2 separate regions of the Homo sapiens genome follow, and region 2 is linked to region 1. A link is a loop called in an ENCODE intact Hi-C map of the cell type or tissue named here. Cell type or tissue: GM12878. All regions are shown on one strand. Links, peaks and the distances in the headings refer to the core of each region. The heading gives the core; the rest is flanking DNA.

What was found. Hi-C counts contacts between places; a loop is a spot of excess contacts. Peaks named below come from ENCODE experiments on the same cell type or tissue, not always from the same donor. Only the 100,000 strongest peaks of a DNase experiment are listed, where the experiment ranks them.
Region 2: a loop joins it to region 1, with 6 times the contacts of the local background. A loop is called at or near these places in 2 of 110 quality-filtered maps.

The regions. Positions count from the first base shown.
Region 1 is chr3:102,032,912-102,043,112 of GRCh38, forward strand. No RefSeq gene overlaps it. Among named protein-coding and RNA genes, the nearest start is that of RDUR, 97 kb to the left of the region's middle. In GM12878, for the core only: no CTCF peak of the experiment used is centred there; a DNase peak (open chromatin) is centred at 5,810; H3K27ac peaks cover 1,765 bases.
Region 2 is chr3:101,893,316-101,903,516 of GRCh38, forward strand. No RefSeq gene overlaps it. Among named protein-coding and RNA genes, the nearest start is that of RDUR, 42 kb to the right of the region's middle. In GM12878, for the core only: no CTCF peak of the experiment used is centred there; a DNase peak (open chromatin) is centred at 5,656; H3K27ac peaks cover 1,056 bases.

The sequences.
Region 1 (10,201 bases), core at 3,587-7,586:
CTGTAATTTTATACTCTTAATAACCCTTAATCTTTACTGTCTAACCTTTACTGTTTTTGTGATTTTTTCCCCCACTCACTTCCTGAACAGACACACACCGGCATATCAACATTTTAATTGGCACTGTACTCTATACTTTTTGTTACTTTTTAAAATTTAACAGTGCATCATAGGGATTTCCCCATGTCCTTAAATGTTCTTGGTGAAAATGATTGTTAATTAAAAAAGCTAGATGACTAATTGGTCATTGGTGACTTTGGAGAGGCTGACTTTGTTAGTCAAATGCCACATAAGTGAGGAATAAATGAAAGTTGAAGTGGAGGCATCAAGTATAGACACTTTCAAGAAGTTTGATGGTTGCAAAAGATACAGGAAAGGTGGTACCTCATGGAAGTAGAATGGTTAAGGAAACTTGGTATGAGTGTAGGAAATCTGAATGTAATTGCAGGCTGAGAAATAATTCCAGAGAGGAAGAGATGAATGTGATGACTGATGGAACACATTCTTGGAAGAGTTGGGACGACAGTGGACAATGTAGTAGCAGGACAGAAATGCCCTCTTCTGAAAAGTAGTAAAGTAAAGAATGGACTGCATGTGCTAAAAGTACAGAAAAGAAAAGATAATTAAATTTGCATCATGTAGAACATTATTAGGAAACTGGAAGACAACGGAGAGGGTAGACTTTGAGGTTACTGATAACACTTTGCTATGGCAAAAGTGATAGAGGCTCATCCAGAGATAAGTTCTAAAATTGTGAACAGCAGTGAGAGCCCTCCTGAGGCTAGAGAAGGATGATTTTGGAATGAAAATAAGTGACCCAGGTTCAAGATTTTCTTTGGTAATATTCAGCAGCATATTCTGGGTACTAATGGGAATAATCTTCAAGTTGTTCACTGTTAGAACCAAGAGTGGGTAAGGAAGCATGTCAAGGAGGAAGTGAGGTAATTAAGGAAATCGAGGGATGAACAGGTTGAAGGCTATGACTTAGCAGCAATTCCAGTAGATGTGAGAGAAGAAGGATACGTTATGGTCAAAGAAGGAAAATTTAGAGTTAAAAATCTCATAAGGAAGTAATTCTGCAGTGTCAGATGCAAGGGCAAATTTTGGATGGGTACATAAGTGAGGGGTGCAGAGGTGGTGTAAGAAAGTTGAGTTGGAGCATGAAGGGGCCATCTGTATGGATATTGAGATTAACAAGATGTTGCCATGGAATGAGTTGGGAGATTTTAAGCCAAAGGCAAAACTATCAAAGAAGACACTGAAGGGCCCAGACATGGATTGAAAACAGCAACAAGGAGGGAGCAAGGGCCTAGGGAAGTATGTTTCAAAAGGCCAGGCATTGCTGAGAGCTCATGGTAGAATGGTGGTATGGAAGTGGCTGGGAAGAGATAAGAGTATATTGCCTCCTAAGTAATAATAATTCTTAGGAGTGGCAGGAGTAGACAACACTGGGGAGTTTTGACCTACTGTCAAGTCAATGTGAGGGGAAGAATAATCCAAGAGGAGCTTGAGGATGTAGGTAAGCTTGTTCACAGTCAGTTGGATTCTACAGGCCACAATGTTGGGTTTTGGCCTACACATCTGGTGTCTACTGGGAGTCCATGTACTCATATCTATCTCTGACCTCTGGTTTACAGCACCCCTACTATGTCACCATTAAATACCCTCTTCAATTAATATTCCTCAAGTCTTCAAAGTCTCCCATTTTTTACAGCATACCTGTTAGTTTGAGGAGTGACAGGAAAGATTCTACAGAGACTGCCAGACGTGTTAAATGGGTTGGCAAGAATAACAGAGTAAGTCACTGTTGAATCCAGAAGAGGAAAAGATAGTAACAAGCGACAACAGCAATAACAATGAGGAACTCAAAACAAGTGTCTGGTTGGTGAAGAGCATAGATGAGTCCAGCACTCTCATATTTTGTCTTTGCTTCTCCCTTTAAAGTATCTGTGCAGTATAGACAAGAGTCAAACTGAAAACAAGGTTTTCTTAAGCGCTTTGTGGAGTGTGGCTACTGTCTTTGATGTTCATGAGAAATCAGAACTTTTAGTAATAGCAACTGAAACCCAGACATACCAAAGTAAGGAGAATGAAATTTTTGAATAGATATTAATGTTGATGTTGGCTTTACCTTTAAGCACATATGTTACCCATCAATGTTTGAATTGTAGGCTGTCACTCTTTATATATGTATGTCCTTTGTTCTCTTATTCCAGGGTGCTTTGAGCACATTCTATAATTTTTTTTCCAGCAACTCTATGCAGCCTAGGAACAAGGATGGAGAAATTAGATGCAGAAATGTAATAAGTCTTGAGGATTAGTAAAGGCACTACCCCTTTCTATTTAAAAGAGGCTTAGATTTATGGTTTGAGTAATTTTTAAAGTATGACATTTTAAACTCCATACATTTTTATTAGGTTGTAAAGTCTACTTTATGTCACCAGATAACAATGTCTTGAAACATGGAACCATTAAAAGATTATGTGGTGTATGATGCACAAACAAACTGTGGAATTCACAGGTACATGTGATTTGGCATAGGTGCTATAAAAAGATAAAGTTATTTGATAGCTTTTCCAATGAAATAGTAAACAATGAACACTATCCCTCCATATAGCAAATAAAATTCTAACTGATTAATGCATTTCATATATATTTTTTACAGTGCAGACAAATAGGATTTATATAATTTTGTCAATAAAAGATTTAAGCCAGTTATCAGTCTTCAAGTGTTTGTGATGGATTATTATGTGATAGACATTGAGATGGAAAAGAATCTATTCTTGTTTCTAGAGGAACTCTAACTAGAGGGACAGTGCACACAGACACACACACCAATCAAACATTGACTTGAGAGAGGAAAAGTGATTCATTAAAGACCCCCTACAAGATGATCTATTTACTCACTGGGTTCTAAGAAACTGAAGCAATTGAATCTTTCAGGGATTTCTGTTGCATTTTGATTGTCTGTCTAAGAGGCCTAGTTTTACTGAATTTATTTTCTCATACTATTATTATTATTAATTTTAAAGTTGACCATTTTTACCTTCATTTATAAATGATACTTGTTATGGTAAGGAATCATGACGTCAAAGATTCTGAGAGCAAACAGACTCTGGAGGCCACATAGTTCTAGAGATGAGGGCATTGAATCCCAGAGAGGTGATGGGTCTGGGCCAAGGCCTCATAGCTCTGCTAGTTGACAGTAGAGGCAGAACTTCTGTAGGGATCCTTAGCAGTACCGAAGGTGTTGGTCACTAAGCTGTACCTAGTGCACGGATGTGGGGAGTTGTGCTTCTGTGACTGTAGAAGAAAGAGTGGGGGAAAAAGGGAAGTTAAACCCTATCCTTCAGTTAACTAGAGAAGGGAAACTAGAAATTGATGAGAAGAGCAAGTATCAAAAAGATGCTAAGAGAGCCTGAATCTCTAGATCCTTGATTTGGTCATAATTCCAAAGAAAGGACTTAAATGTGTTGAATTTGAGAAGTTATTAAGATTTGGTGTTGACACTATAAGTTAAGTATTAATGAAAAAGTTACCAAGTATTGCATTTTAATATTCTTTTTTTCTTTTAAATTGCTAGCCAGAAATCACCTTTGAAATATGTGTTCTGTATAATAATTAAGCATTTATTTTAAAATAGAGCTCTGTTTTATTGTACCAGATAAGGAAGCACACTTATTTCCATCTCAGTAAACTGTACCTGAAACGTGGTTAGTGAACTGAAAATCAAGACCATTACTTCATCTTGCTGAGATATTTTTGGAGCTAATTATCAACAAGTCTTATAATTTTAGGTTATCACATTTGATATCCATGATATCTAGGTCCCTATGGAAGCTATGGAAGTTCTTGATAAATGGGTTAAGTAGCAAAGAGATAAGAATGAGCCCTGTGTCAAGCCACTGGGCAACTAACTCAGGTGGGCACAGATTCTGAGCCTGGGGAGTTTAGTCATTCAACTCTACGTTAAACCACTGAACGCCACTAGCATTTAGCCTCTACTTCTTCACTGGTATTCATGGAGATTATGAAAGATGAAATGTATTATAAACTCTAAATACACAATAGTTATGGAGTTCTGCTCTTATACTTAGTTGAATTCTCAAAAATGGAAATGAACTCAGCCTCATATAATGTGTTCTTAGTGCATCCACGATGTCTTCTAGTGACCTATCATTTCCCCTTCTTAAGTTCACAAGCTATCTGTTTATTAATGTCGTGGATAATATTTTATTTCTTTTTCTTTTTTTCTAGACACAAGGTCTCACTGTGTTGTTCAGGCTGGTCTTGAACTCCTGGACTCAACTGATCTGCCCACCATGGCCTCTCAAAGTGGTGGGATTACAGGCATGAGACATTGTGCTCAGCCTGCCTTTGATAATATTTTCATTATTTGAGTTTGTGAAATCTAACTTCATTCTTCTTTTGAAAACGGAGACCTTAATTTGCTTTTCGTCAGTTACCTGGCACAGCTAGCCTTCTCTGCATTTCTTTAAAGATTCTTGAGATTCTTTCCTGTCTCACTCTCTCAAAGAAAATAAGTATAAGTGAATTACCACTAAGTACAAAGAACATTAAATTTAAACTTGCATGTTTCTAATGGGAATTACCATTTCCAAAGCAATGAGTGTGTGTGACTGTGTGTTTATGTTCATGTCAACATAAATATGTGTTTATGTTGGAGAAAAGTTTACGGCAGAAGAAGGTACCAGTGGCTTACTTTTATTCTCCCATGGTGTCTGAGGACCAGGAAAGAGTTAGAGAAACAAGCCTCCATAAACGCAACATATGGAGTTAGAACCTCACTATGTTGAGCTTGCTTTTAACTTTATTTTCTACTTCTAGTTCTTATTGGCCAGAGTATAGGCTTTTAATGGGGAAGACTTATAGACCGAAAGAAATCAAGAATCTGCTGCCTTCATAGAACTCATTTCTACATTGCAAATCCTGAGTATGTTGACTTCAAGACCAATTAAAACAAAACCAAATTAAATAAACAAAAACAGCTCCAAACGCCAATGGTTATTTCAGACCACAGAGGGGTAAATAAAAGCTTGAATGCTTAAAACCATTGGTTTTGATAAAAGTTATTAGAATTGATGATGCCTCTGCCAAAAATTCACAGTGCCATTGGCTGATATGGCTTTCCCCCCAATTAAAGCTTTCATCTTTAAATGATCTGTGAATAGACAAGACCACATAGTTTATACTTGTTGAAAATGCTACCACATTCCCTTTTTTTTTGGACAAGGTCCTGCTCTGTGGCCCAGACTGGAGTGCAGTGGTATGACCATAGCTCACTGCAGCCTTGAACTCCTAGGCTCATGAGATTTCTTCATCGGCCTCCAGAGTAGCTAGGACTACAGGCCCAAACTAGCACACTGGGCTAATTTTTAAGTTTTTTTTTTTTCTAGAGAGAGTGTCTCACTATGGTGCCCAGACTGGTCTTAAACTCTTGGCCCCAAGATATCCTCACCTCAGCCCTCAGCCTCCCAAAGTGTTGGGATTACAGGCATGAACCACCATGCTTAGCCCCACATTTCTTTTTTCTTTCTTTGTTTCTTTTTTTTTTTTTTTTTTTAACCTTTGTAAGCTTGACATTGTAAAGATTCTTCTAAATTAAGCTATGAGGTTTGCTATTTTGGGCACCCTTCTCGGCAAGCCCATGCCTTGTGACATTACTTCTGCTTTGTTTACCAATAGTGTGTGTCAGGGCTGCTGGTTGTGGCAAACTCAGCCACAAGAGAAGAAGCTGAGAGAACTTTATCTCTCTCACTTGAAGGCACCAACATACTGGAAGGGGAATCTGGAAGATCCGGTGGTCATAAGACATATCATTTATGCATGGTAACTTCTCTCCTAATGAAGTTTAGCAACTAAGATTGTTTCTGGTTTCAGTCTGAAAGAAGGTTCCTATTCATGAAGTACTTCTTGTGTGAAACGGCACACAGTCATCATTTACTTCACAGCTGAACTTTGGTATGAGCTGCTTAACTGCTTTCTTTGACAATAGTTTTTAACCTATTTGCATATTTCCATCAGATTAATCTTTCCAAATCATGGTTCTGATTGTCAGGATAATGATGTATCTACAACTCCTGCCCAAGATAGAATTTCCTTCCTTCCTTCCTTCTTTCCTTCTTTCCTTCCTTCCTTCCTTCCTTCCTTCCTCCCTTCCTCCCTGTCTTTTCTTTCTTTCTTGGAGTCTTGCTTCTTTGCCTAGGCTGGAGTGCAGTGGTGTGATCTCAGCTCACTGCAACCTCTGCCTGCCAGGTTCAAGTGATTCTCCCACCTCAGCCTCTCAAGTAGCTGGGACTACAGGTGCATGCCACCATGCCTGGCTAATTTTTGTATTTTTAATAGAGATGGGGGTTTCACCATGTTGGCTAGATTGGTCCTGAACTCTTGACTTCAAGTGATCTGTCTGCCTTGGCCTCTCAAAGTGCTGAGATTATAGTCTTGAGCCACCACACCAGGCAGAATTTGCTTTCTATCTGGAAGAGTGAAGGAAAAAAAATCATATTTCTACTTTATCATCATTGAATATTTTCTTAATTGGAAAAAGCCTTACAGATAAATATTACTCCTTGGCAAAGAAAGCAATTGCCATTATAATACATCTTCGGGAGAGGGATATCCAAACTAATACTCAATTTACCAGGTAATCTCAAATTTTGTTCAGTTGACATTTGTTGAAATTATTTTACTATTGTCTACTTCATGTTTTCAGTCTGGCACAGAGGAATCACAGTATAAACACAATGTAGATTATATGTACAACTGAACAACAGATGTTAGGTAAACTTGTATTTTCAACATTCCATAAAGTTATCCTGAGATAACCATTTTTTAAAAATTAAAATTATTATAGTATGTAGTCTATTCACTTGTGACATAAAGAGCTAGTGCTCACCAAACATTGTATGTGTTTCCATTTATTTTCTAGCCTCTTTTGCCTTTCAGTTGGGGCCACATGCCTAGTTCTGGCCAGTGAATAATAAGTGGAAGAGGGGGCGGTTCCAAGATGGCCAAGTAGGAACAGTTCCAGTCTACAGCTCCCAGCACGAGCAATGCAGAAGACAGATGATTTCTGCATTTCCAACTGAGGTACCAGGTTCATCTCACTGGGGATTGTCAGACAGTGGGTGCAGGACAGTGGGTGCAGTGCACCAAGTGTGAGCCGAAGCAGTGTGAGGCATTGCCTCACCCGGGAAGCACAAGGGGTCAGGGAATTCCCTTTCCTAGCCAAGAAAAGGGGTGACAGACGGCACCTGGAAAATCAGGTCACTCCCACCCATATACTGCACTTTTCCGATGGTCTTAGCAAATGGCACACCAGGAGATTATATCCCGCACCTAGCTTGGAGGGTCCTATGGCCACGAAGCCTCGCTTGTTGCTAGCACAGCAGTCTGAGATCAAACTACAAGGCGGCAGTGAGGCTGGGGGAGGGGAACACGCCATTGCTGAGGCTTGAGCAGGTAAACAAAGTGGCCAGGAAGCTTGAACTGGGTGGAGCCCACCGCAGCTCAAGGAGGCCTGCTTGCCTCTGCAGACTCCACCTCTGGGGGCAGGGCATAGCCAAACAAAAGGCAGCAGAAACCTCTGCAGACTTAAATGTCCCTGTCTGACAGCTTGGAAGACAGTAGTGGTTCTCCCAGCATGCAGCTTGAGATCTGAGAATGGACAGACTGCCTCCTCAAGTGGGTCCCTGACTCCTGAGTAGCCTAACTGGGAGGCACTCCCCAGTAGGGGCAGACTGACACCTCACATGGCTGGGTACCTCTCTGAGACAAAACTTCCAGAGGAACGATCAGCCAGCAACATTTGCTGTTCACCAATATTCACTGATCTGCAGCCTCCACTGCTGATACCCAGGCAAACAGGGTCTGGAGTGGACCTCTAGCAAACTCCAATGGACCTGCAACTGAGGTTTCTGACTGTTAGAAGGAAAACTAACCAACAGAGAGGACATCCACACCAAAACCCCATCTGTACATCACCATCATCAAAGACCAAAGGTAGATAAAACCACAAAGATGGGGAAAAAACAGAGCAGAAAAACTGAAAATTGTAAAAATCAGAGCACCTCTCCTCCTCCAAAGGAACGCAGCTCCTCACCAGCAATGGAACAAAGCTGGATGGAGAGTGACTTTGACGAGTTGAGAGAAGAAGGCTTTAGATGATCAAACTACTCTGAGCTAAAGGAGGAAGTTCGAACTCATTGCAAAGAAGTTAAAAACCTTGAAAAAAAATTAGACGAATGGCTAACTAGAATAACCAATGCAGATAATTCCTTAAAGGTCCTGATGGAGCTGAAAACCATGGCACGAGAAATACATGATGAATGCACAAGCCTCAGTAGCCGATTCGATCAACTGGAAGAAAGGATATCAGTGATGGAAGATGAAATGAATGAAATGAAGCAAGAAGAGAAGTTTAGAGAAAAAAGAATAAAAAGAAATCAACAAAGCCTCCAAGAAATATGGGACTATGTGAAAAGAGCAAATCTACGTCAGATTGGTGTACGTGAAAGTGACAGGGAGAATGGAACAAAGTTGGAAAACAGTCTGCAGGATATTATCCAGGAGAACTTCCCCAATCTAGCAAGGCAGGCCAACATTCAAATTTAGGAAATACAGAGAATGCCACAAAGATACTCCTTGAGAAGAGCAACTCCAAGACACATAATTGTCAGATTCACCAAGGTTGAAATGAAGGAAAAAATGTTAAGTGCAGCCAGAGAGAAAGGTCAGGTTACCCACAAAGGGAAGCCCATCAGACTAACAGCTGATCTCTTAGCAGAAACTCTACAAGCCAGAAGAGAGTGGGGGCCAATATTCAACATTCTTAAAGGAAAGAATTTTGAAGCCAGAATTTCATATCCAGCCAAACTAAGCTTCATAAGTGAAGGAGAAATAAAATCCTTTACAGACAAGCAAATGCTGAGAGATTTTGTCACCACCAGGCTTGCCCTAAAAGAGCTCCTGAAGGAAGCACTAAACATGGAAAGGAACAACCAGCAAAAGCCACTGCAAAAACATGCCAAATTGTAAAGACCATCAAGGCTAGGAAGAAACTGCATCAACTAATGAGCAAAATAACCAGCTAACATCATAATGACAGGATCAAATTCACACATAACAATATTAACCTTAAATGTAAATGGGCTAAATGCTCCAATTAAAAGACACAGACTGGCAAATTGGTTAAAAAGTCAAGACCCATCAGTGCGCTGTATCCAGGAAACCCATCTCACATGCAGAGACCCACGTAGGCTCAAAATAAAGGGATGGAGGAAGATCTACCAAGCAAATGGAAAACAAAAAAAGGCAGGTGTTGCAATCCTAGTCTCTGATAAAACAGACTTTAAACCAACAAAGATCAAAAGAGACAAAGAAGGCCATTACATAATGGAAAAGGGATCAATTCAACAAGAAGAGCTAACTATCCTAAATATGTATGCACCCAATATAGGAGCACCCAGATTCATAAAGCAAGTCCTTAGTGACCTACAAAGAGACTTAGACTCCCACACAATAATAATGGGAGACTTTAACACCCCGCTGTCAACATTAGACAGATCAAAGAGACAGAAAGTTAACAAGGATATCCAGGAATTGAACTCAGCTCTGCACCAAGCGGACCTAATAGACATCTACAGAACTCTCTACCCCAAATCAAAAGAATACACATTCTTCTCAGCACCACACCGCACTTATTCCAAAATTGACCACATAGTTGGAAGTAAAGCTCTCCTCAGCAAATGTAAAAGAACAGAAATTATAACAAACTATCTCTCAGACCACAGTGCAATCAAACTAGAACTCAGGATTAAGAATCTCACTCAAAACCACTCGACTACATGGAAACTGAACAACCTGCTCCGGAATGACCACTGGGTACATAATGAAATGAAGGCAGAAATAAAGATGTTCTTTGAAACCAATGAGAACAAAGACACAACATACCAGAATCTCTGGGACGCATTCAAAGCAGTGTGTAGAGGGAAATTTATAGCACTAAATGCCCACAAGAGAAAGCAGGAAAGATCTAAAATTGACACCCTAACATCACAATTAAAAGAACTAGAGAAGCAAGAGCAAACACATTCAAAAGCTAGCAGAAGGCAAGAAATTACCAAGATCAGAGCAGAACTGAAGGACACAGAGACACAAAAAACCCTTCAAAAAATCAATG
Region 2 (10,201 bases), core at 3,379-7,378, 140 kb before region 1:
AGCATGTGTCAGAATCTTCTTCCTTTTTAAAGGTGAATAATATTCCATTGGATGTATATGCCATATTTTGTTTATCCATTCATCTGTTGATGAACACTTGGGTTGCTTCCTACCTTTTGGCTATTATGAATAATGCTGCTATGAACGTGGATGTATAAGTATCTGTATGAGTTTCTGCTAATTCTTTTGGGTGTCTACCCAGAGCTGGAATTGCTGGATCGTATGGTAATATTTTTTAATATTTTTTTTTTTTTTTTGAGACGGAGTCTCACTCTCGCCCAGGCTGGAGTGCAGTGATGCTATCTCGGCTCACTGCAAGCTCCGCCTCCCGGGTTCATGCCATTCTCCTGCCTCAGCCTCCCAAGTAGCTGGGACTACAGGCGCCTGCCACCACGCCCGGCTAATTTTTTGTGTTTTTAGTAGAGATGGGGTTTCACCGTGTTAGCCAGGATGGTCTCGATCTCCTGACCTCGTGAGCCGCCCACCTTGGCCTCCCATAGTGCTGGGATTACAGGCGTGAGCCACTGCGCCTGGCCTAACACTTTTTAATTTTTTAAGGAACTGCCATACTGTTTTCTACAGTGGTTGCACCATTTTACATTCCTACCAGCAGTACACAAGGGTTTCAATTTCTTCACAGCCACACCAACACTTTTCTATTTTTTGATAGTAGCCATCCTAATGGGCAGCATCTTGGGGTTTTGATGAACATTTGTCTGATGCTTAGTGATATTAAACTTCTTTTCCTGCGCTTATTGGCTATTAGTATATCTTCTTTGAAGAAATGTCTATTCAAGTCATTTGCTTATTTTTAAAGTCAGGTTTTTTGTTGTTGAGATTAAGAGCGTTTTAAGATTTTTGCAGTAAGTATTTAGAGCAATATTGTAGGGTCTTATTAAGTCCAAGGCTTTTTATTTTTCTCCCGTGACTCCGCCACTGTCCCTGCTGTAAAATACAGTGGCTCTTCATGGTAAATTCCAATTTTAAGTAGCATTAAATGTGGCTGTACTCAGTTCTTTATTTTTAACTCATAATATTTGGGTCAGCATTTTTAGATAAAACGGATGCTATGTCTTTTGCCATAGCAAACAGGAAGGTATCTATTATTCTCTTTGCTGATGACATGGTCCTTCACTGAATGGTTGGTTTCTATCAGGAGAAACAGCTTGGTGTCAAGCATGCCATTTTTAGAATGTACTCTTGTTTAATAGAGCTTTATTAAACAGATAGATAAGTATAGTTATATTTCAGGGGTGGTGCTGTGTATTTTGGGACCAGCATCACCCATCGGAGCCATGGAGATTCAATTCTGCTTCAAATTAATAGCTCCACAGGATCCACATGAAAGTTCTTAACTGGCAGGTACAGATGGAAACTAACTTCTATCCTAAAAATCCTTCAGGCCAGGTGTATCTCTTAACGCTGTAGGTGCAGAAATTTAGAGCTTCACCATACTTGTTAGTGTCTTGGAGACATATCCAAAGTTGCTTTGTAGAGAAAAGTCTTATTTACCTGTAGATTTTCTTAGCCTATTCTATGTTTAAGGCCATACTCCTGGGTAAGAGCATAAACTGGACTCTACTTTCCTTAACTGTCTACATGACAGGTGTTTCAGCCCAATACTTTCAATCAGGTATGAACATTATGAACTCATTAGTAAACATAGTTTTGGATTGTCTTCTATGGAAAACTTATTAAAGCCCATATGGGAAAAATGTTATGTGAGAAATACAGCCAAAAAGAGATGCTAAACACTCATTCTTTAGCTTCTCTGAGCTCCTTCCTGGTATTGAGTTGCTATACCCTAAACTCAGTTCTGCAGTGTATTATTGCTCTGTCTCAACAGAAAATTCTGTGCCCAAATTAAGACCTAACAACATGCCCTCAAATTTTACAGACTCTCTCTCTAATATTTGGAACACGAGATTTTTTTTCTTTATTCGGTGGAAGTCAGAAGCAGAGAAAAAGTTGTTTCTGAAAAAAGTTGCTATAGTTTGAAGTTTCCCTCAAAAGTTCATGTGTTGGAAACTTAATACCCAATGCAACAGTGTTGAGAGGGAGGTAGGGCTTAATGAGAGGGCTCCAACCAATGGATTAATGTCATTATTAAAAGAGAGAGTTAGTTATCACAAAGCAGGTTGTTATAAAGTGAGTCCAGCCTTTGATGCCTCTCTGTCTAATGTAATTACTTCTGTCTTCTTCCCTTTCACCATGAGATGACCCTTACCAGACACCATGTTTTTGGACTTACCAGCCTTCAGAACCATGAGTTAAATAAACTTTTGTTCTTTATAAATTACCCAGTCTGTGATATTCTGTTATAGCAGCAGGAAACAGATAAAGAAAAAATTTGTTTTTTAATTTTTATTTTAATTTTTTTTTAGACAGGGTCTCACTTTTTCACATAAGCCAGAGTGAAGTGGCATGAACAGAGCTCACTGCAGCCTCAACCACCTGGGCCCAAGCAACCCTCCTGTCTCAGCCCCCAAGTAGCTGGGATCACAGGCGCATGCCACCATGCCCAGATAATTTTTGTATTTTTTGTAGAGATGGGGTTTTGCCATGTTGCCCAGGCTTGTCTCAAACTCCTAAGCTTAGGCAATCTGCCTTCCTCAGCCTCCCAAAGTGCTGTGATTACAGGCCTGAGCCACTGCACCCAACCAAAGACAAAAATTAAGCTTTTTTTAAAAAATTTTTATTTCCATAGGTTTTTGGGGAACAGGTGATATTTGGTTAGATGAGTAAGTTCTTTAGTGGAGATTTGTGAGATTTTGGTGCACCCATCTCCAGAGCAATATACACTAAACTTAACTTGTAGTCTTTTATCCCCTACCCCCTTCCCACTCTTACTTCTGAGTCCCCGAAGTCCACTGTGTCATTCTTATGCCTTTGCATCCTCATGGCTTGGCTCCCATTTATGAGTGAGAACATAAACATTTAGCCTTTTTTTAAAAAAAAAATTGAGATGGAGTCTCACTATGTTGCCTAGGCTGGTCTCAAATTTCTGAGCTCAAATTATCCTGGTCTTGGATTCCTGAGCTCAAATTGTCCTACTGCCTCAGCCTCCTAAGTAGCTGGGATTACAGGAATGCTTTTTTCTTTCTTTCTTTTTAATTTTTTAAAACAAAAACAATGTTATATAGCCTCATGAATGTCTTTGCCTTTTGCCTTGACTGTCAGAAAATTAGTTTTAAATTCAAGCATTCTCTCAAATCTAATTTTGTTTGATGTTAGTATTTGCTGACTTTGCTTTTTATTTGATGTATGTATTCTTTTTAATAGCTTTATTGAGGTATAATTTACACACCATAAAAATCTGCCATTTGAACTGTACGATTCAATCATTTTTAGTAAATTTACAGAGTTGTGCTGCTATCATCACAACCCAATTTTAGAATAGTTTCATCATCCTGAAAAGACCCTTTTTCCCAACCCCAGGCAACCATTAATCTACTACTTTCTGTCTCTATAGATTTGCCTAATCTGGTTATTTCATGTAAACAAAATCACACCAGAGTCAAACCATTTGTGGCTGGCTTCCACTGCTGAGCATAACAATTTCAAGGAAAATCTATGTAATAACATGTATCATTTACATGGTATCTTTTAAAGTGCAAAACTTAAAAATTTTGATAAATTCCAATGAATTTTGATTCATTTTGAGTTGTTTTGTGTGTATGATGTGAGATAAGGGTTTGAATTCATCCTCGTCCGTCAGTATAGGTGCTCCTTGATTTATGATGGGGTTACATTTTGATAAACTCATTGTAAGTCAAAAATATTTTAAATGGAAAATGCATTTAATACTGTGATAAACCGGTTGTAAAGTCAAAACTTGTAAACCAGGGGTTATCTGTACTTCATTCTTTTTGTTGCTGAATAATATTCCCTCGTATGGATATACCACACTTTATTTATCCATTCACCAGTTGATGGACATTTGGATTTTTTTCAGGTTTTGGCTATAGTATTAGTCCATTTTCACACTGCTAAAAATAACCACCTGAGACTGGGTAATTTATAAAGAAAAGAGGTTTAATTGACTCACAGTACCACATGGCTGGGGAGGCCTCAGGAAACTTACAATCATGGCGGAAAGCAAAAGGGAAGTAAGGCATGTCTTACATGGTGGCAGGAAAAAGTTAAGGTGGGGAGTGCCACACTTTTAAACCATCAGCTCTCATGAGAACTCACTCACTATCATGAGAACAGCATGGGGAAAATCTGCTCCCATGATCTAATTACCTCCCACCAGGTCCCTCTCCTGACCTGTGGGATTACAATTCGACATGAGATTTGAGAAGGGACACAGAGCCAAACCATATCAGCTATTATGAGTAATCTTCTATGAGCATTCACATACAAGTTTTTGTGTGGATGCACATTTTTATTTCTCTTGAGTAGATACCTAGAAGAAGAATTGCTGGATCTTATGGTTAATTTATGTTTAACTTTTAAACTGTTTTCCAAAGTAGCTGTACCATTTTACATATCCTGCAACGATGTATGAAGGTTCCAGTTTCTCTATGTCTGTACCAACACTTGCTATTGCCTGCCTTTTGGATTATAGCCATTTTAATGGGTGTGCAGTGGTATCTTACCTTGGCTTTAACTTGCATTTCCCAGCTGGGTACAGTAGCTCATGCATGTAATCCTAGCATCTTGGGTGGCTGAGGCAGGCAGATCATTTGAGCTCAGGAGCTTGAGACCAGCCTGGGCAATGTGGTGAAACCCTGTCTCTACAAAAAATACAAAAATTAGCCAGGCAAGGTGGCACACACCTGTGGTTCCAGCTACTCAGGAGGCTGAGGTGGCAGGATCGTTTGACTCCAGTTGAGGCTGGAGTGAGCCGTGATTGTGTCACTGCACTACAGTCTGGGTGACAGAGTAAGACCCTGTCTCAAAAAAAAGAAAAAAAAAAGAATTTGCATTTCCCTAGTAACAAATGATGTTAAGCATCTTTTCTTGTGCTTATTGGTCATTCAGATATCTTCTTTAGTAAAATGTTTATTCAAATGTTTTGCCCACTTTAAAAATTGAGTTTTCTTCTTACTATTAAATTGTAAGAGTTCTTTATATATTCTGGATACAAGTCCCTTACCAGATACATGACTTACAAGTATTTTTCTCCCAGTATGTGATTTACCTTTTTATTTTGTTAATGGTATCTTTTGAAGTGCAAAACTTAAAAAAATTTGATAAATTCCAATGAATGTTGATTCGTTTTGAATTAATTTTTTGTGTATGATGTGAGATAAGGGTTTGGATTCATCTTTGTCTTTCTGTATATCTAATTATTGCAGCACCATGTGTTGAAAAGATGGCTTGTCTTTTGCTGGCTTCACTTTTATTTTATTTTATTTGTGCCTTTAAAGAAAAGGTGAAGTAGGCATAAATAATTTATGAACAAAAATGAAGATGGTCTCTGTGTTGAATTTCTAAATGCTTACATGAGAGAATGAGCATCATCAGACTGACGTGTTAACAATAATTTGAACCACAATTTTATTTTGTTCTCTTCTTCTTCCCCATTCCCTCCCCAACCCTGTAGTTAACATCTGCTTCTCTCCTGTAAGAGGAAGTGAAAGATTTAGGTCAGGCCCCAAACCAAACTATCTTTACTGCACTCTTCCCTTTTAAGAAAAAAAAAACCCACCCTGCTGGGTCCGTTTAGCACTAAATTACCCTACATCAACGGTTCTATTGTGATTTTTGGAAGTTGGCCTTCCCCCGGAAGCAGAACTGCTGTTGCTGGGACTGGGTGTTATGAAATCAATCTAGCTGGTCACTTTGAAGGATGCTGACAGGAGTCAAGAGAGACGATCCTTCAAGTATCACAGGACTTTCCCTTATATTTGCTTTACAGATGAATTTCTTACAAGAAATATCTCAGAGGAATATTACCAGAGCTGGAGATCTTCCACATTCAGATCCTACATGTATCTGTGGTGCTGGGCAGAGGTAACCCCAAGTAAGAATAGGTTCAGTTGACTGATACAAGGCAGCAAGACTGGCATCCTTGGGGAAGTCTGTCTCTGGAAAGATATTATCCATCCTGCTATCTTAAGTCATTATAAAGAACAGGATGATTGCATCTTCCTTTATGGATATGTACTGGGTTCCTCTCTTTTATGGTGCTGACCTAGCAGCTATAACTGGGGTATCTTTCTACTCTGGCTTTGACAAATATCCCTCACAATCAGGGCTGTGGCATAATAATGATAAAAATCATAGCTAATATGCATATAGCATATACCTTATTATATACCAGCAACCCTTTTCCTGTCTTACATATATTAACTCATATAACTGTGTCTTGGCTATACGTATTAAAATGAATTATTGAGAGGAGTAGTGATATAGAAGCAATTGACATATTATTTGGACTGTATGGGGAACTCCATCTCCTAAAAGAGCTTTGAGACCAGAAGGAAAGGCCTGAGACAGTACTTGAGGGGTAAAGGTGAACAGAAGGGTTGTTTTTTAGGGTCTCATATTCTTTCATCTCTAGAACTCATTCAAGACAAAAGTTACAGGGAGAAGACACTGATCTTCATTTCCCAGCTTTGGTTAGACATATTCTTTTAGAATCCTTCTTCAAGGGCCTCCAGAATCCCTGTCATCCCTCATTTCCAGGCATTCACCTTAGTGCCTGCTTTCCCTGCTGTGGCATGGGGCCATTCCCCAGCTATCCAGGTTTGTCCTTGGCAGGTTGGGGTCTCCCTCGATGCTTTCCTGTCCTGTCTTTCAATGTGACAACTGTTTGCTAGAAGGGGGCAGTTTCAGCATTAAGGGTGAGGTCCTGTAACATTTTAACTCACTGCTGGCCCAAACAAAAGATTTCACCAAGTTTAAGATTTTAGTAATATACAAACATTTTGGCTTATTTTAGGCTATTAGCCAGTTTGTTCCATTTTAGTATAAGATTCAGAAGCTAGTTTCTGGGAGAAAACGAAAGGAGAGGGGAGAGGCTGAGGGCATACGGTGTCTGAAACAAGAAGAGCTGAAAAGGAAGGAAAGATTGGAAAGCCTTTGTCTACATCAAAATTTTGCTGAGGTCTTTCCCTGACAGAAAGGCTAATAAGAGATGCAGGTAGGTCCTTCATTCCTGCCCCCAGATCACACCAATGTTATTAACTATGGTCTCCTACAAACCGTGCACTCAACTTTGTTGTCTAACACAGGAGAATGACTCAAATGAGGGGAATGTCCAGACCCATGAAAGTCAGGTTATTGCAAATGGAGGTAGGCAACTAGTTTTAGACAGGTGCTTCCAGAGAAGACATGCTTTAGATGGCAATCTCCTCACTGATACATGAAGGCAGACCCTGCCAAGCTGGGTATATGATCAAGATGGTCTTAAAGTTCCCCTCAGCTTGACTAAATTTTAGACAGGCTTCTTCCCGAGTATAGGCCCTTGAGCTCTCTTTTTCTTAGAGCATGTACTTCATTTTTCCTTTCTTTTTTCCCCCCTTTTTCATAGAACTGTAGTTCAGAAGGAAGAATATTTACTGTAGAAAGCTTGTAATTGTAAATTCTTTGGCCCTCTGAGAGGTCAATCTTCTCCCAACCTCTTGCAAGTTTTATAACCCAGGAATGTCTTTCACAAGGACCTGGGAGCCGCCACTTTGCAATGTAATTATCAAGAAAGACAGCTCCCCTATTTCCCAGTCTCTGTGGGACCATAGGAGCCTAGCTTTAATACATGAACAAGCACCAGCTAGCAAACACAGATGGCCTACTCCCACTGGCCAGCGCTAATGTCCTCTAGTACTTTTCTATTTGCTCACTCCAGTGCTTAAAAATTCTCCCTCTTTTTGTTTTCAAGTTTAACCATTCTCCCCTATTGCAATAGACTTGACTCCTATGGCAATAAGTATTGAATACAGTCTTTCTTGCCTGTTTAGCTCTATGCTGTGCAATTTTTCTTTGATATATAGAAACTTGCACAGTATTTTACCTAAACCGACTCCAAATGAGTTTGAAAAGCCATTAACCCAGAACACAGGATAACTTTGTCATGGTACACTGTTATTTGGACTAATTTTTTGGGGGGATTCTGACATATAAAACATTTTGCATAATATCTCCTTTAATAAGTCCAAAACCAAAACCAGAATGCTTCTCATCTTTCTTTGTCATGAGATATACCAGGTATTCAAAAATACACAATTCTATACACAAACACACACACACACACACACACACATACACTTAGTAGCTATTTTTTTTGTAGGCCTACTTTATGCTAGGCACTGTGTACTTTCTATACATAGTACTTTATAAACATTTCTTCATTTAATTCTTATGGCATCTCTATGATTAGGGCTCATTATTTATTTTACAGATGAGGAAGCTGGGGCTCAGAGAGGTTAAGTAATCACCTTAAATCACAGCTGGTACACGTCAGAAGTGTGATATTAATTCAGTCACTGAGTCTATAAATCATAAAATCGTGCTTTTAATGGTTGTTTTCCAAGGATTCACTGGGCTACCTTGTTAGGATTCTGGCCCAGAGAGAAATCTGTATTTCCAAAGGGATTAAGGATGAGCTTCTGTCAAGTTTTGCTTCTGTCTTACCTCCTGGAGGCATTGTACTATTTCCCTGAGTAAAGATTTTACTATTTCTTGGAGGACTTCTTCCCAAAGTATGTCCCCCATACCCCTTCCCGCCCCTGTTTTCTCTGTATCCATGTATCCCACCCTTGTTTTCTCTGTATGCTTTGTGGCCTGGTCCAGTCTCTTGGAGCAGCCATTCTGATCTTGCTTTCAGGGTTGCTCTGACAAGAACAGCTGGGGATCTCCCCTGGTGCTTCCAGCATTCAGTATGTGCTTCCTCAGTAGACCTTGAAGATGGTAGCAATTTCCTCTCTGACTCATGCATAGGAGGAGATTCCAACATTTTCTCTGTCATTCTCTCAATCATCTGTCCTCTCAGCAGCACTTGGGTGATGACTAGGGCTCAAATAATGCACTATGATATCACCAGCTCACAACTGATGACATCACAAGGCACAATAATAACAAAAGCATCAGGAAGCAGGCAGAGCAAGGGTTTCGATGTATTTCAACATATCTGCAATGCCAGAGAAACCAATCCCTGTTTAAAAACCTAAGTCTTTCTAGCTTCCAAGTTTTTTCTCTGAGATGGAAGGAATCTTTCTAGTATTGACTACCTTCATTAAATACTTGTTATTTCTGAGTCTATGCTTAAAAGTATCCTAGACAGAATCTCAGAACCACTTCACTGCCTAGAAAAACCATCTCTGGGACTGTGAATGGCTCTGTGCTCCAGGCAGGTGACAAGTCACATTTCTGCTATAGAGCCCACCTGTCATATAGGGTGCTGTAAGGTTTTATTTTGTGGACCTGTAGAAAGCACTCTGTGGGTTTATGAACCTGGGCCGCTTGAATTCAGGGGAGCAATGATGAGGGCACTAAAATTCTCTGCTTCCAACTTTTCTCCTTTCTTCTGTTGGAGTGGCTCCCTCTCACTAGGCCTCCAGCACATGCAGCCCTTGCCTTGGATGAATCTAAGAATTTTACTTCTATTTATTACTGATACCAGGGTTTAGATTATTTTCAGTGTTAATGAGGCATTTTATGGAAATCAACATATATTGTCATAGACAAGAGAAGTTAAAATTATTTAAAATAATACTTTTCTCTAGCTATAAGAACTTCGTGGAAAATTTGGAAATTGGAAAATACAGAAATAAAAAAGTTATGCACAATCCCATTAACCCAGAAGCATTCATTGCTAACAGTTTTTTTTAATCTTTCAATCTTTTATTCTGAAGCTCTTTTGTTTTCAAACAAAAAGACATGGCCCCTAAGCCCTAAAACTTACAACTTCAAGGGCAACACAAATGAGAAAAATTAAGACAAAATGAGATTGAAAACCCAATAACATATGAAATATTGGTGATAATAGAACTTCAATCCTTCTGTGAGCATATCTACTCAATTTTTATTTTAAAATGAGAAAATTCTAAAAATCCATATACAGTCAATTTGGAAAACAGATGAGTCTGTCAAGCTCTCAGTGGACAAGCTACAGCTAATTAGTGGCTACAAAACAATTAATGGATAAGCATAATGAATAAGTTTGGGGTTGATTCAGAAAAGAAATATGAGGTGACTTAGTAAACACTGCATTTTTGATATGCTCCCTGGCTTGTAAAAATGCCATTGAGACACA